2 separate regions of the Homo sapiens genome follow, and region 1 is linked to region 2. Evidence: chromatin loops called from intact Hi-C (ENCODE). Cell type or tissue: endothelial cell of umbilical vein. All regions are shown on one strand.

What was found. A loop is a pair of places that touch in the nucleus more often than their neighbours do. Peaks named below come from ENCODE experiments on the same cell type or tissue, not always from the same donor. Only the 100,000 strongest peaks of a DNase experiment are listed, where the experiment ranks them.
Region 1: a loop joins it to region 2, with 20 times the contacts of the local background. A loop is called at or near these places in 2 of 110 quality-filtered maps.

The regions. Positions count from the first base shown.
Region 1 is chr5:33,376,548-33,384,547 of GRCh38, forward strand. It overlaps the pseudogene LOC112267948. Among named protein-coding and RNA genes, the nearest start is that of TARS1-DT, 60 kb to the right of the region's middle. In endothelial cell of umbilical vein, a CTCF peak has its summit at 3,485; a DNase peak (open chromatin) is centred at 3,464; H3K27me3 peaks cover 394 bases.
Region 2 is chr5:32,609,177-32,617,176 of GRCh38, forward strand. No RefSeq gene overlaps it. Among named protein-coding and RNA genes, the nearest start is that of SUB1, 28 kb to the left of the region's middle. In endothelial cell of umbilical vein, a CTCF peak has its summit at 4,095 (motif pointing left); a DNase peak (open chromatin) is centred at 4,055.

The sequences.
Region 1 (8,000 bases), 770 kb after region 2:
AAACCAAGTCTCTGACTTACTTGCCCTGGTAGTCATTTGCATCACCTCCAAAATGTCTGGCTTTATCCTCCAGACACATGGCAGAGCTATACTTCCTGGCCCACCTGTAAATAGGTGGTGTCATACGACTAATCCTAGTCAAAGTATGATGAAAAGAAGGGATGGATGTCACTTCTAAGTAAAGCATTTGTTGCTGATATGACACTCTCCAGAGATGCCTTTCCCTCTGGTGTAGGGATATTTGTGATGGTTGCTGCTCTGCAGCCTGTATCCCTAAGTATAATAAGCAGAGCCTTCCTGCTGGCTCCCAGTGAATATGTATTACAAGCAAAAAATAAACCATTATATTTTAAGTTACTGAGTGTATTAGGGTTCTCTTAGAGGGACAGAACTAATAGCATAGATATATTTAGAAAAGGTGGTTTATTAAGTGTTAACTCACATGATTACAAGGTCCCACAATAGGCCTTCTACAAGATGAGGGGCAAGGAGACTCAGTCTGCGTCCCAAAACTAAAGAGCTTGGAGTCCGATATTCTAGGGCAGGAAGCATCCAGCATGGGAGAAAGATGTAGGCTGGGAGGCTAGGCCAGTCTCGTCTTTTTACATTTTTCTGCCCGCTTTATATTCTAGCCATGCTGGCAGATGATTAGATTGTGCCCACCCAGATTAATGGTGGGTCTGCCTTTCCCAGCCCACTGACTCAAATGTTAATCTCTTTTGACAACACCCTCACAGACACACCCAAGATCAATACTTTGCATCCTTCAATCCAATCAAGTTGACACTCAGTATTAACCACCACACTGAGATTTAGAGATTGTTTGTTATTACAGCATAATCTAACATATCCAAACTGATACATTAGCTATACCATTTTTAGTAAGTTATTTAGCCTCTCTGAGCATAAGTTCCTGATATTTAAAATAGGAATAAACACTTTTTCAGGGTTGTGGGGATTACCAATGGTTTATGTAAAGAAGTAGCACATATTTGGTCCTCAAGCAATGTTAACTATTACTGCTATCAAAACAAGGAGAAAAGCAGGTGGAAGCAAGATATCCTTAAAATATACACAGTTTGGAGACTTCACTCAGCCAGTCACCTAGATAGAGAGCTTTGGCAGCCAGGTAAGCCAGCTAGCAGAAGGCTCCTAAATGCCTCCAGTCAATCATTCATCCCTTCACTTTACCAACATATAGCGAGTATGTGAACAGTGTCAGTATACTTGCACTGTTCACATACTCACTATATGTTGGTAAAGTGAACTGAACATATAATGCAAAACAAAGTCCTGACTCTCCTGAACTTCACCTGTACCATCTAACACATTTGCATACCTATATTTTTCATTTTTCTTAATTGTACCTTCACAGAGAACTAAAGGGTCGGAATTTGATCCTTTGCATTTTAAGGTGTTTTTATTTCTTGGAAAAATGTTTGCCTATATTAACATGTAATTTCCACTGTACACCTAAAAATAAGAAAAATTATTACTATATAAATTCACAGGTGGGAAAACCAGGGTGGAGAAGCTTTTGTTTTTGTTGTTCTTATTAGCATCAAGTGGCACTGCTAGGTCTAGGATCTGTACTCTCAGATTCTTGATTAAGGATTTTTTTTCCGAATCCCAGGTTGACAATAAAGATACGAATCACCACTTTAGGAGGCTGTGGCAGGCGAATCACTTGAGGCCACGAGTTTGAGACCAGCCTGGCCAACATGGTGAAACCCCGTCTCCACTAAAAATACAAAAATTAGCCAGGCGTGCTGGTGCATGCCTGTAATCCCAGTTACTGGGGTGACTGAGGCACTAGAATAGCTTGAATTTGGGAGGCAGAGTTTGCAGTGAGCCAAGATCACGCCACTGCACTCCAGTCTGGGCAACAGAGTGAGACTCCGTCTCAAAAAAAGAAAGATCTCAATCACCATTTTGCCTAAGAGCTGTCTGGATAACTCCTATGTGAAAATGCTCTAGGTGAAAGATATAGGAATGTAGTCACTCTTTGATTATAATACAACATGAACAGTATACTAGACAGAAGTGCCCCTGTATCAAATTCTGCCTACTAGTGGATCAAATTTCAGGAAGTTCCTACTTCAGAACTCTATGTGTTGAAAGACACCTAAGTACACATCTAATGGAGACACTTTCACCAGACTGGCATAGAATATAATAAGAAAAGACCAAAACGAATAGTCCCTGGCTTCCTGGTGACTTTTATTGGAATAAATTTCCTAGAAGGCTGGGCCACATCTAAGTTCTCACCAATAGCTCGATATTTCACTCTAAACCCATACCTTGAAATCCAACAAATCAGGAACCAGTTCAAATGTCATCTCCTTCCGAAAACCTCCTTGATTGCCCTATTAAAAGTGATCACCAATCATCTTTTGTGTCTCAGTCTGGCACATGCTATATCCTGAAGTCATATTCAGATGGCAGAGAAGCAGATGGACCGTGCTGAGACTCCACATAAGGACATCATAAAAAAATAAAATAAGAAATATAGATTGAGGTAAATTGTGAAGGTCCCTAAATGCCAGATTTAAAAAATCAGATTTTCCTCTACAGGCAAGAGTACCTGCTGGGAAAACTGGAGTATTTACAAAATAGAAATATAGTGATGTGATCATTTGTGCTTCTGAAGGAAAGGAAGAAGCTGGAGTAGAAATCAGGGTTTAAATAATGTGAATGATTGAGAATCTAAACAGTTATTTTTGTCTTGGAGATGTTTTTAGATTTACATTTCACTAGCCAGATTTGCTTCTAATCCAATAAACAAGCTGGTAGTATACAATTGCAACTGAACACCTGAATGGTCAAGGCGGAAAATCGTCTCTGCAGCACCATCATCTGTGAAATCCTGGAGGAATTCTCCTAAATCGCTACTTTCATGGACGATAGCTCCTACTTTCCAACAACCCAGGAGACTCTGAAATACAAAGTACTCTTTCTAAAAAGTTCAGTAGTTGATTTAACCAAATACTGATTGCCTTTGGAAAGTAAATTTTTGCTTACACAGGTATCATTACAGTCACCAAGAGAGTCTGGGTGTCTTCAGTAAGCAAACCCATTATTCATTTACAACCAACACTGCATTCCTCTTCCTAAGTGGCATGGGAAATCCTGAGGTGCTCTCACTTCTATGTGTAAGACACACAGACTGCTTTGCATGAGTCGAACCATGAGTGGTCAGGATGGACTTATAGCATCCCCCAGGTGAAATCTTCATGGTTCCTCTCCATCCGCACTGACTCCAACTCACCAACTGTGCTTGGAACAGCTTCGCGTTCCAACTCCCTGGAAATCTGTTGTCCCAAGCCAACTTGCGGTCACGAATCCAATCATATCCTTGTGCAGCTGAACATCTTTGACGAATCTTCGCCATTTTGTTTCACCCTTGCTTGCCCCAAGAGCCACTTCCCTTCCAGCTGGGTCAGCCAAAGACCTCTCTGTCCCTCAGTCTTCTAGCGCCCCTCTATGGTACTTCTGTTGTACTGCAAATAACGTATGCTAATCCTCCTTTCATTGTTCCTCATTTCTTCCCAACTACTCTTTGCTACCCGCAGTAAGTAAAGCACCAACTTTACCTAAATTGCACTTTTCATTTTCTCTGTAACAATGATCTTCCCACTTTTGGTTTGCTTACTTACCAAAACATGGAAAGCTAAGTACCCATTCACATATTTTGTAAATGTTCTCTCAAATTTTTCATCATAAATTTAAATAATTGCAAAAGGTGATGTTTCCGGTGTATTGTAAATAACAACATTTAAAAACAAAACTGCTGCATGTTTTTATAAATTCGTCCAATGAAAGTTAAATACCCTAGCAACTTGGTTTGCAACTATTTAAAAACACATAAATGAACATTTAACATACATGCTACATCGTTGCTTTTTTTAGGCATCAAAAAGAATGCCCCTCACATAATTTACCATAATAAAATATATCTTTATGCTATTTTAATCACCCTGTAATACTCTCCGCAACTGACATATGTATGTTATTTGAAATATGAATTTACTTTTAATTGCTTGTATCCATAATCCTCTCATCCATATAATTTCTTCTAGATTGAAGTAGCCATTGAAATTATTGGTAGTATACAATTGTTCCAAACAACATATATATTACAAAGTTCAATAAATAACTAAATTGAACATAAAAAGTAAAATTTTATTGGACATATGTCTTTTAATAAAATGAGAATTTTTTCAATTAGTTCACTAAATAATAATAATTATTTTAATGAGACACAGCTCAGTATCAATTTTACTCATGTTTTTTATTTTTTATAAATGTAAGTACTGAAAAAACCTAGTCCTATAAATATGTATAGAAGGAATTTTATTATAGCAATATAATTTAATGATTTGAACTCTTTTTAAGTTACATAGCAAAAATTCCACAAGGAACCATCTTCAAGAGTCATTTTTAGTAATTTGCCAACTGGCTACTTTTATTGGAAACAAGGAATTGGAAGCCACTTGAGTTGCAAAAGGTCTATAATCTGACAAAATCGTCCACTTTCTGAAATCTGGAAAATACAACAAAAAGGCTTTATCCAAAGTTGTCAAGTGATTGATATGTCTTGTTCACTTTCAGGAAACTTGTTTAACCCAATATATACAGAAAGGTTTGAAAAACTCGAAATAATATTGACTTGAAATGTGGAAGGGATAGCAGGCACCATGTCCAGCCATGAAGGTGGCAAGAAGCCCCTGAAACAGCCCAGAAAGCAGACCAAGGAGATAGAAAAGGAAAATAAAGGTTTTTCAAGCAGAAGCCAAAAGTGGAGCAAAAGAAACTCAAGAAGCTAAAAGCAAAGGCTACGAGGAAGGGCCCCAGGCCACAGGTGGAATTAAGAAATCTGGGAAACCATGAACTGTTCCTTATGCCTGAGGCAATGGTGCCCCTTGATTCCATTCATATTTAAAGATCTGCCATAACATGTCTTGCCACCTGGCTAGAATGAAATGTTGTCTTGGAGCCTGCTGTACATTTAAGAATAAACTATTGTAAAAAAATTACACTGTCATACATTTTTCAATAAAATTATTTTATCTTCATTTGTGTTTTAAATGCACTTGCAGGTTTTACTCATTCAACAAGTGGAGAATCCTTGTCAAATTAAGTCAGACAGCCAAGTCAAGTATTGTTGAAGAAAAAGTCTGAAATTAAATAAGTATTGAATTAAATTTAAGATTATTACATGTGAATTCTAAATACAAAATAGGAAAGAGAAGAAAGGAAGGACATATAGGGATTTTTTTCTTTTAAGAGAGAGAGTCTCTGTTGCCCAGGGTGGAGTGCAGTGGGTGCTATCCACTAGTGGTTCTAGTAATCTTCTTGTTTCAGCCTCCCAAGTAGCTGAGACTACAGGTGTGCACCACCACACCCAGCTGACTTTTCTTTTGTACAGATGTGGTCTGACCTTGAAATTTTAGCCTCAAGCAATCCTCCCACCTTGGTATCCCAAAATCCTAGGATTACAAGCATGAGCCACCACACCTGGCCTCAGAAATAGAACTTTGTTATGAGTGTGTTACCTGGATGCAATAAAGTGCTATAGTCGTGTGTATGTGTGTGTGTGTGTGTGTGTGTCCAGGTCTTATTCTGTTGCCCAGGCTGAGGGCAGTGACACAATCACATGTAACTGCAGCCTTGACCTCCTAGGCTCAAGCGATCCTCTTACCTCAGCCTCTCAAGTAGCTAGGACTACAGGCATGCACCACTACACCTGGCTAATTTTTGATTTATAGAGACAAGGTCATGCTATGTTGCCTAGGCCAGTCTAAAACTCCTGGACACAAGCAGTCCTCCCACTTTGGCTTTCCAAAGTGCTGGGATTACAGGTGTTAGCCATTGCACCTAGTCCAGTGCTATAATCATTAATATTCATTCAGCAAGTATGTGTTGAATGAATGTACCAGAGCCTAGTTCCTAGGGATATAGCAGTAATCAAAAATAGATGAAAGTCTTTGATATAATAGCATTACCATGAAAAGAGATGGAGATTACAGGTGAAGTAGGTATTAGGGAAAAGATAGTTCTCTTTTAAATATTTTGTTTGAGATGATTATTAGACATTCAAGTGGAGCAATCAAATATGCAATTTGAGTCTGGAGTTCAAAGAAAAATTCAAGGTAGCATCATAGATTTGGGAATTTTCTTCATACAGATGAAACTGGATGACATTATGGAATGAGTGTAGATAGAAAGGACTAGAGACCCAATGTTAAGATAAATAGGAGAAGAGGATAAAAAGGAGACTAAAAAACTGTAGCCAATTAGGTAAAGAAAAACATGAAAAAAGTGTTATCCTGGAAGCCAAGGGATGAAATGACTTCCAGGAAAGTAGTGGTGATCAACAATGTCATATGGCATTTAAGTTCAAGTAAGACAATGACTTTAGGCTTTGGACTTGGCAAAATGAAGGTCATTGGTGACCTTGACAAGAAAGGTTTTAGAAGATGATGCAGTAGATGGAGTTTAGGACACAACACCCCAAAATATGGTACCTTGACACTTGAAGAAACAGCAGAAACAAGAAGGTCATTGTCTTCTTGACAGTTGAAGAAACAGCAGAAAAAAGGTCATTGTCTTCTTACATTTTGTGCTGCTACAGCAGAATACTACAGACTGGATAATTTATAAAAAGTAGAAGTTTACTTGGCTCATGGTTCTGGAGGCTGGGAAGTCCAAGATTGAGAAGCTGCGTCTTGTAAGGGCCTTCTCACTCCATCATAACATGGTGGAAGACATCACATGGTGAGAGAGAGCAAGAAATGTCCTAACTAGATTCTATACAAACCTACTCTTGGAATAATGAGCCAATTTCTGTGAAAATGACATAAATTCATTCATGAGGGCAGAGCCTCAAGACTTAGTTATCTCTTAAAGGTTTCACTTCTCAACACTGTTGCACGTGGGATTAAATTTCCAATACATGTTTTTTGGAGGACACATTCAAACCATAGCAGTCAGGCTCACTTTTCCCTCCCTCTTCTCCCTTGAAGTAGGTAAAAAAAGAATTCTCTGACTTTCTAATGTAAGTTTAGGTCATAAAAACTTTATCCTGAGGTGTCCACCCTGTACCTTGAGGAAAGAAATAACTTTATCCTTGAAGATACAGAGATGCCAAGAAGAATCTGAATAAACAGGTCTTGCTAAGTTCCCATCAGTTTTTTACCATTAGATCATGTCTTTTTGTCCTCCAATCATATTTCTGCATGACTTTTCACAAAAAAACACAGGTTTCCTGCTTTCTTTTAGTCTTCATTTCAAAGGCTCTCAGCTAATGTAAAATGTATATTAAACAAATTTGTATGGTTTTCTTTTGACAATCTTTCCTTTGTTATAGGGGCCTCAGCCATGAATCTTGGGATGGGTGAGAGGTAATATTACTTTTCTCCCCCATGCAGGAAAAGATTCAGTTGAGTGAGTTTAAGACAGAATGCAAGGAAAAGAACTGGAGACAGTGAGTTGAGACACTCTCCTGAGGAGTTTTGCTGTAAAGGGGAGCAGAGAAATGGGACAATACACACCCAGTAGGAGAAGTGATATTGAGAGGTTTGTTTTGTTTTTATGATAACAGAAATAGCAGTTTGTTTATATATTAATTAGGAATGGCCTAATAGATGGCAGAAAATTAATAATCTGGGAAAGAGGGGAGAATGCTTGGAATATTATCTATGCATAAGCTAGGGAATGGAGTCTATCATGCAAGTGGAAGCATTGGTCTTTTGCCTGTACCTGAAGAGTTTAACAGAAAGAAGGTAGAGTATGCAGATATAAATTGTCAGTAGATACATTGACAATAATGATGGTGAGAGCCTGTGAAAATTCTCTTGTGATTGCCTCAGTATTTTCATTGAGACTAGGAATCCAAAGGGAGATGTTGGTGACTTGAGGACTAGGAAAATTTATAAAACAGTCATCTACAAGAATGGCTGTATTAATCCATTCTCATATCGCTACAAAGAAATATCTGA
Region 2 (8,000 bases):
GAATTTCATCATTGACAACACATGCTGTCAGTTGTTTTTTTTTGAAGTGATAGGCTCAGTTTGTTTGTTTCTGAGAAATTGTCTGCCAAATCCACAGGTCTGAACAACGACAATTTGTCAATCTTGGAAGTTAAAATGGTGCTCCGTGCAAAGTGCCGCTAGTTCAGTTCACACTCCAAACAGTTCTGCCGGTGCTTTTCCTTGAGACTGCCTTGGAACCTCAATGTGCATTTCCCAAGAGTAAAGACATTCTTCTACCTAGCCTCAATATTATCACAACTTAAAACATCAATAATTTTATCAACTATTCAGTCCGTAGTAAGTTTCCCCAGTTCCCAAAAATGTTCATTTCTTCTCCCAATGCAGTGTCTTGATGAAAATTCATGCTGTTCATTTGGTTATCAGTCTCTTTTAATCTAGAATTATTCCCTACTATTTTGTTTTCCACGACATTGACCTTTTGTAAGAGTCCAGGCCACTTGTAGTATGTCCCATATTCTAGATTTGTCTGTTTCCTCATGGCTCAGTTCAGGTTAAATGTCTTTTGCAAGAATGCTACATAGGAGATGCTGTACCTACCGCACCACACCAGAAGGTACATCAGGCCAGGTTGTTTCACAACTGGTCATGTGAATTTTGATCACTAAGTTATTTAAAATGGTGATTGCCCGTTCTTTTTTTTTTTTTTTTTTTTTTTTTTGAGACAGAGTCTTGCTCTGTCTCCCAGGCTGGAGTGCGGTGGTGCGATCTCGGCTCACTGCAAGCTCCGCCTCCTGGGTTCACGCCATTCTCCTGCCTCAGCCTCCTGAGTAGCTGGGACTACAGGCGCCCACCACCACACCCGGCTACTTTTTTTGTATTTTTAGTAGAGACGGGGTTTCACCATGTTAGCCAGGATGGTCTTGATCTCCTGACCTCGTGATCCGCCCACCTCGGCCTCCCAAAGTGCTGGGATTACAGGTGTGAGCCACCGTGCCCGGCCTTGCCCGTTCTATTTTATTTTATTTATTATCATTATTTTGTGAGACAGAGTTTCACTCTGTCACCCAGGCTGAAGTGCAGTATTGTGATCTCGGCTAACTGTACCGTCTGCCTCCTGGGTTCAAGTGATTCATGTGCCTCAGCCTCCCGAGTAGCTGGGATGACAGGCGTGCACTACCATGCTTGGCTAAATTTTGGCATTTTTAGTAGAGATGGGGTTTTGCCATGTTGACCAGGCTGGTCTTGAACTCCTGGCCTCAAGTGATCCACCTGCCTCGGCCTGCCGAAGTGCTGGGATTACAGGCGTGAGCTACTGTGCCCCCGGCCACAAATAAAAATTTTTTACTCTCAAGGAGCATTCAGTCTATTTCATTCTTTGAAAAGCATGTAAGTTTTGGGAGCCTAGCATGGAAGGGAGTGATGGTTCCAGTGCGTTGGTAGTGGAGACTGCCTTTTGGTCATCTTGGGCTTCTCATGCCATTGAATTAGTAGGGAAATAAGGAGGTGATTGTGGTGTTTGAGTTCATTGATCTTGATTGTCTGAGGGAAATTGGACTGTTTGTTCCTACACAGTGGTGGCAAGGAGAGTGATGTTTGGAAACCAGGGGGTTTACTGGTGACTGTGCTCCCTTAACCAGTTGTCTTGAAGGAAAAACTTCAACCCGTAAATAGAAGACCTCCAAAGACTCACTGTAAGAATGAAGGTTTTGTACTTTTCATCTGGTAAAGAACCCTGGCCCAGCAAAGGTGCTGGAGGAGGCTAACTGGAACTCGGAATGGGCAGAGGGCAAAGGCAGCTAAGATGACCAATACAGACCTCACAGAAGTCAGGATTGTCACAACAGTGTTTTATGTCATTTAAGTGTTTCTCCTCTCTTTTCTCTGAAATAAGTTAAATGAATAACACCAATGCTGGCTAAAGTTTTAGGCTGTGGAGTATGAGAACAACTTGTATTGAAGTAGTAGTTGGTGGAACATTGATCCTGCCCCGTATTGGGAACTCAATCTTTCCACCAGGTGAAGGACAAGAGATGATGCTGAAGGCAAAAGGCTCGGATGGTGCCATATATGTATATATTTTATCTGTTCCCCTAGATATTCCATCTATTCCCCTAGATCCAGTCTTACCCTGCGCTCTGTCCTGGGAGGCTGGGATGTTTGGTTGGGTTTGGTTCATGGTGAAAGGAGAGTTTGGTGGGGTAGGGTCACCTTAGGTTGGCTGTGTTTCTTAAAAACTCCTCTCAAGGTGACTTCCTCTATGTGAGTTTCTTATGGGTTCCAGCAGCTACTCGGTCCCTACAACTTTCAACTGTGGGATGTTTAGTTCCTCTGTTACTACTGGTTACCCTTTTGTTTTCCTAAGCCTTCACTCACACCTTTGTAAATAATATATTTTAATAAATTTTACTCCTTGAATTGGCATAATTCGAGTGTGTCTTTTCAGGTTGGGAGCTTGACTAATAATGGACAAATAAGATTAGCAGAGACAACTATTACGGATTAGGATTAAAAACCTCTGTTACCTAGTTCTGTAGATTAAAGTCAAAGATGAATGTCTTCAAACTTTGTGCAAAAGAACTTCACTTGGTTATTTTTAATGTGTTTGGTCTTTCTTGCCCTATGAGGCCTCTAAAAACAGTCATGGCAGTGACCAGAAACAACTGTTAAAATCATCAACTAGCAAAAAAATCCAAGAAAGAAGGGATCTTCACAGTTTGACCCCCCGATTTAATAGGCAAACTTGTATCTATTCCAAGGCTACATGATCTCTTTGTGTTGTCTCACTACCAAAGATGATCAAGATTATCAGTAGGAACATGAGGTTATTGGCAATAACTAGGGCTACTGCCTATCTCCACGCAGGGATGATTTCCAGTGGCTGCTGTTCCACTGCATTCTCCTTGACAGAGTGGGTATTCATTCCTAGCACGTTCAACCCCAAGCAAAACAAGGTCAGAGTTGGATGGGGAGATTTACAAGTTTTTGAGGACTTGGGCTGACAAACTTGAAGAATGGCCAGAGCAAACTCTCGAGGCAGGTACACAAGTTGGAAATCAGACTTCTAGTCACAAGTGGCAGGCCTGGAAACCTTGACAAGTCATCTCAAGGGATGATGTCGACCTTGGCCGTAGACAGGTCTGCATTCTTGATGTCAACCTTGGCCATAGGTCTGCATTCTTGTGGTCTGCCCTTGGCCATAGACGGGTCTGCATTCTTCTTGCTGTCTGCCCCAGTGGTGCAAAAGTCTTAGAGGGGGAAGAACGTATTGAAAGCTAAAGGCTTTGACAATTTATGTGTTGGTGATAAGCTGGTCTTTGTTAGCACTGTCCTAGTGAGGCTGAAGGAATAAGTTTCTCTGCTGAACTTTCACATAGGTTGTAGCTGTGGCAGGGCTCATCAGGGTTGGATTCTCAGATCTCTTAATGGAAAGCTTTGATATATTTCATGTGTGTTTTTAAATAGCATTCAATGTATGTTTAAATATAGGAGTGTCCTGTGAGTGGCTCCCGGGGAGCAGCCGGAAGTGTTGTACTCGGCTGTCTATTGTGTGTGGGAGAGTCTTTCTGTTGACTGTGGATCTCATATTTATGAGGACTGCATGCAAGGATTGCCTCTCGAGGTCTCGTTTATAGATTGATATCAGCCAGGTATTTTTCAGAATTCTGTTCTGCCATTCCACTGCCCTCCTGATTCTGGGAGATGTGGGCATTGAAAAGACTTTGTAGATTTCCTTTATAATTTGGCCCGGATGTGGTTGGCTCCTGTCACTATTATTGAACAAAGGCTCTCAAATAGTCTTCTTGATATAACAATAGTTGTAACAGCTTTGGTGTTTAGAGATTACTTCTATTCAGCTGGGAAGCCTCCCAACAATAGGCAAAACATGAAAATGTCTTCATTTGTGTAAGTCAACTTCAATTATTTATAGATGTCCCCTACAAAGGAGAGTGAGTTGCCTTCTCTGTGGACTTGATAGATAGGAAAGGTCTGACAATTCTGCCCGTCTACACTGGAAAAGCGCCTTATCACTTATACACTGCCAAGCGCCTTATGACCAGCGTGCCATTGCAAAGATCACGCAACCAGCCAGGAAGAAGATCCTTGGGCGCCACCTAGTGTCCATCTCGGGAATATCAAAGGCGACTGCATTGCTTCTCAAATTGTGGTTATTTCCAATGGGTTGTGGATCACTACTTTTGTTAAATACAAATAAATGATTAGAAAAGCGTATAAAAATACAAAATACAAGTCTGAATGTTTTATTATTAGATTTAGCAATAATATTTTAATAAATCAAAAAACGTGAAGAAAAAGTAAAAACTGCACAATGTTCATTATCAGTATAAACAAAACTAAACAAAGAGTGAAATGGTGGAAATAGCCATTGAAATACCCACATTAAATACCTAGACTAGTTTTGAACAACATGATATATATCAATATTTAGTTTTTAATGTGATAAATGAACTTGTTTCTTGTTAAAACTTAACTAGATTGAGTTGATGACAGTCACAGGGGATAGTGTCTATCTAAACTGTTTCTATGTTTTGTTTTAATAATATGTATAGTAAATAAACCAGCTCACAGGGAAATATTATCAAGGGTGGGGGAAGATACTTTATTTTATTTTTTGAAACAAGGTCTCACTCTGTCACCCAGGCTGGAGTACAGTGGCTTGGTCATAGCTCACTATAGTCTTGAACTCCTAGGCTCAAGTGATTCCCCCACCTCAGCCTCCCAAGTAGCTGGAACTACAGATGCATGCCATCATTGCTTTTTTTTTTTTTGACTTTTTGTAGAGATGGGGGTCTTGCTATGTTACCTGGACAGGTTTTGAGCTCCTGGGCTCAAGCAATTCCCCAGCCTTGGCCTCCCAAAGCGTTAGGATTACAGGTGTGAGCCACCATGCTCAACCAGGATATTAATTTTTAACTTTTATATAAAATAAAGTGAGGCTATATTTTCTAGTATTTTTCTTCAATCCTTCATAAATAGCCAACTCTAACAATTGGCTGAGCATGGCCAATTGGAATGCCATCAGTGAAGTATTTCCAAAAGCACTATTCTAAACACAATCCAAACTTGATTTCTTCAACAGTGGGATTGTGAGTTTACCAGGAACATGAAGAAAGGTTATCTGGCAGTGTTAGTGCACATTTGGTAGCGTTTGTTAGTGTTAGTGTTAGTGCAGGCTAATACTCACTATGTGCATGGAGGCTTCATAGGTCCAGTCGGCGGGCGTGGACTTCAAATAATCTCCACCTCCCGGGTTCAAGCGATTCTCCTGCCTCATCCTCCAGAGTAGCTGGGATTACAGGTGTGTGCCACCTTGCCTGGCTAATTTTTGTATTTTTAGTAGAGATGGGGTTTCGCCATGTCGGCCAGGCTGGTCTCAAACTCCTGGGCTCAAGGGATCCACCTGCCTCAGCCTCCCAAAGTGCTGGGATTACAGGCGTGAGTCACCGCGCCTGGCCAAGTTCTTTTTGTTTTGAAATAACTTCAGACTTTAAAGAAAAGTGTAGAAACAGTACAAAGGATTTCTGTAAGTACTTCACTCAAATTCCTACTTCACTCAAATTGTTAATATCTTATGTAACCACAGTACAATTATCAAATGCAGGAAACTAACATTGATACAATTATCTAATGGTACCAATTTTACAACTGTCCCACCAGTATCCTCATTTTTGGTCTCAGATCCAATCCAGAATCTCCCATTGTGTGTTTTTTTTTTTTTTTTTTTTTTTTTTTTTGAGATGGAGTCTCACTCTGTCGCCCAGGCTGGAGTGAAATGGCAGGATCTCGGCTCACTGCAACCTCCACCTCCAGTTTTCAAGAAATTCTCCTGCCTCAGCCTCCTGAGTAGCTGGGATTACAGGCACTCGCCAATGTGCTCAGCTAATTTTTTGTATTTTTAGTAGAGACGCGGTTTCACCATGTTGGCCAGGCTGGTCTTGAACTCCTGACCTTGTGATCTGCCTGCCTCAGCTTCCCAAAGTGCTGGGATTACAGGCGTGAGCCACTGCGCCCAGCCCTCCATTGTGTGTGTGTGTGTGTGTGTGTGTGTTTTGTCATGTCTCTGTTTCCTCTAAATTGAAGTACTTACTCTTTCTCGACCTTGATATTTTGGAATCATACATGTCATTTATTTTGTAGGATGTCTCTGAGTTTAGGTTGTCTGATGTATGCTGATTAAATTCAGGTTATGCATTTTTGATAGAGATACCATAGAAACGATGTAGGCTTCTCAGTACATCTTATCAGGAGGTACATGATGTTTATTTGTCCTATTACTGGTGACAACTTTGATAGTTTTGCCAAGGTGGTGTCTGCAAGATTTCTCTGGTGTAGTTTTTCAAGGGGAAAGGAGGAACACTGCGATGAGGAACAAACTTTGGTAGAAGGAGAATTTCTGCCCTGCCTCTGGTATTCAAGGTACATGCAAGTGAAGAAAAAACACCAGCCTCAATGAAGGCTGCAGGATCCACGTCCTCAGGGGAGTAAGTTTCAGTTAAAGCAGGAAAGTAAAGGGAACATTCAGAGAAGAAGTTGAGAATACTAGATAATTTGCCTGTGCAGAATCTGATGAAAGAGGGTACGGTGGAAAAAGTGGGAGATTGGGTTAGTTAGCAGGGATCCAGGGTAGTGTGAGGGGTGAGAGACCAAATGACAGATGCCCCAGGAGCTTGGAACACTGGTGGGATTGAGGTGAAAGGGATTATAGGGCTTGATTTCATTAGGCTGATGTCTCTTAATGTTGTTCCTTAAAGAGTGAGAGCAGCGGCATCTATCTTACCTGGAAGCTCATTAGAAATGTAGAATTCAGGCCCTACCTCAGATTTCCTGAAGCAGAATCTATGATTTTAACAAGAACCCCAGGTAATTTGTGGGCATCTTAAAGTTTGAAAAGCACTGTCTTCAGAAAACTGTGAGCAAACAGTTTAAGAAGCAACTGTGCAGCTGGCAGGTTGCTGATGTCAATAGCCTATGCGCCGGTGCTGGGGGTATAGCACCAGTGAGTCAAGCAGTCTGTGGCGCTTGCTTGCTTTCTTTTTTTCTGTTCTTGAGACAGGGTCTCACTCTGGTGCCCAGGTTGGAGTGCAGTGACGCGTTCTTGGCTCACTGCAACCTCTGCTTCCTGGGTTCAAACGATTCTCCTGCGTCAGTCTCCCTAGTAGCTGGGACTATAGGCATGCGCCACCATGCCTGGCTAATTTTGGCATTTTTAGTAGAGATGGGGTTTCACCATGTTGACCAGGCTAGTCTCAAACTCCTGACCTCGGGTGATCTGCCCACCTCGGCCTCCCAAAGCGCTGGGATTACAGGCATGAGCCACCGCGCCCAGCCTGCGACAGCTTTCTGATTCTGTGTTCTTGGCTACAGGAGCAGTAGCTTTCTGATTCTGCATTGCCTGTTGATGAGAGGTAGCAGCCTCCTTGGTGGTTCAGTTGAACAGTGTGGTTTGGCAGTCATTCTTGGAAGCTCAGTCTTTCTTTTAGCCCTTGTAATGATTCTGTGAACTCTATGTACCCACTAACAAATCTCTTTCTATTTTAACCAACTGGATTGGATTCTCTTGTCTGTAACTAAGAACTTGGACAAGAGCGGGTAAGTCACAGCAATATCTCATGGTCAGATGAAGGTGGAAGCAACCTTGGTGTGTGCCCTGGTTCACTGTGGGGTCACTAACGGGACCTCAGACAAAGGAATTTTGAGAGATAGGATGTAGCAAATTCATGGGTGGAGACCACTGGACTCCACTGAGGAACTGCTGTCACTACCCCCAAAAATGTCTTTCTGAGGAATGATCGCTGCACAATGAGGCCTTTTTTACAGTGAGTGACTTGTAGATAGCATGATACCATATTGTATGATTTTCAACATGTAAAGAGTTTGTTACAGAATGCACCAAGAATTAAAAAAAATATGGAATGTCAATAAGAAGGCAATTGAAAACTTGGGTAAAATTATCAGGAGTTGGGAGAGATGTAATGTGCTGTCCACTAGACACAGACATG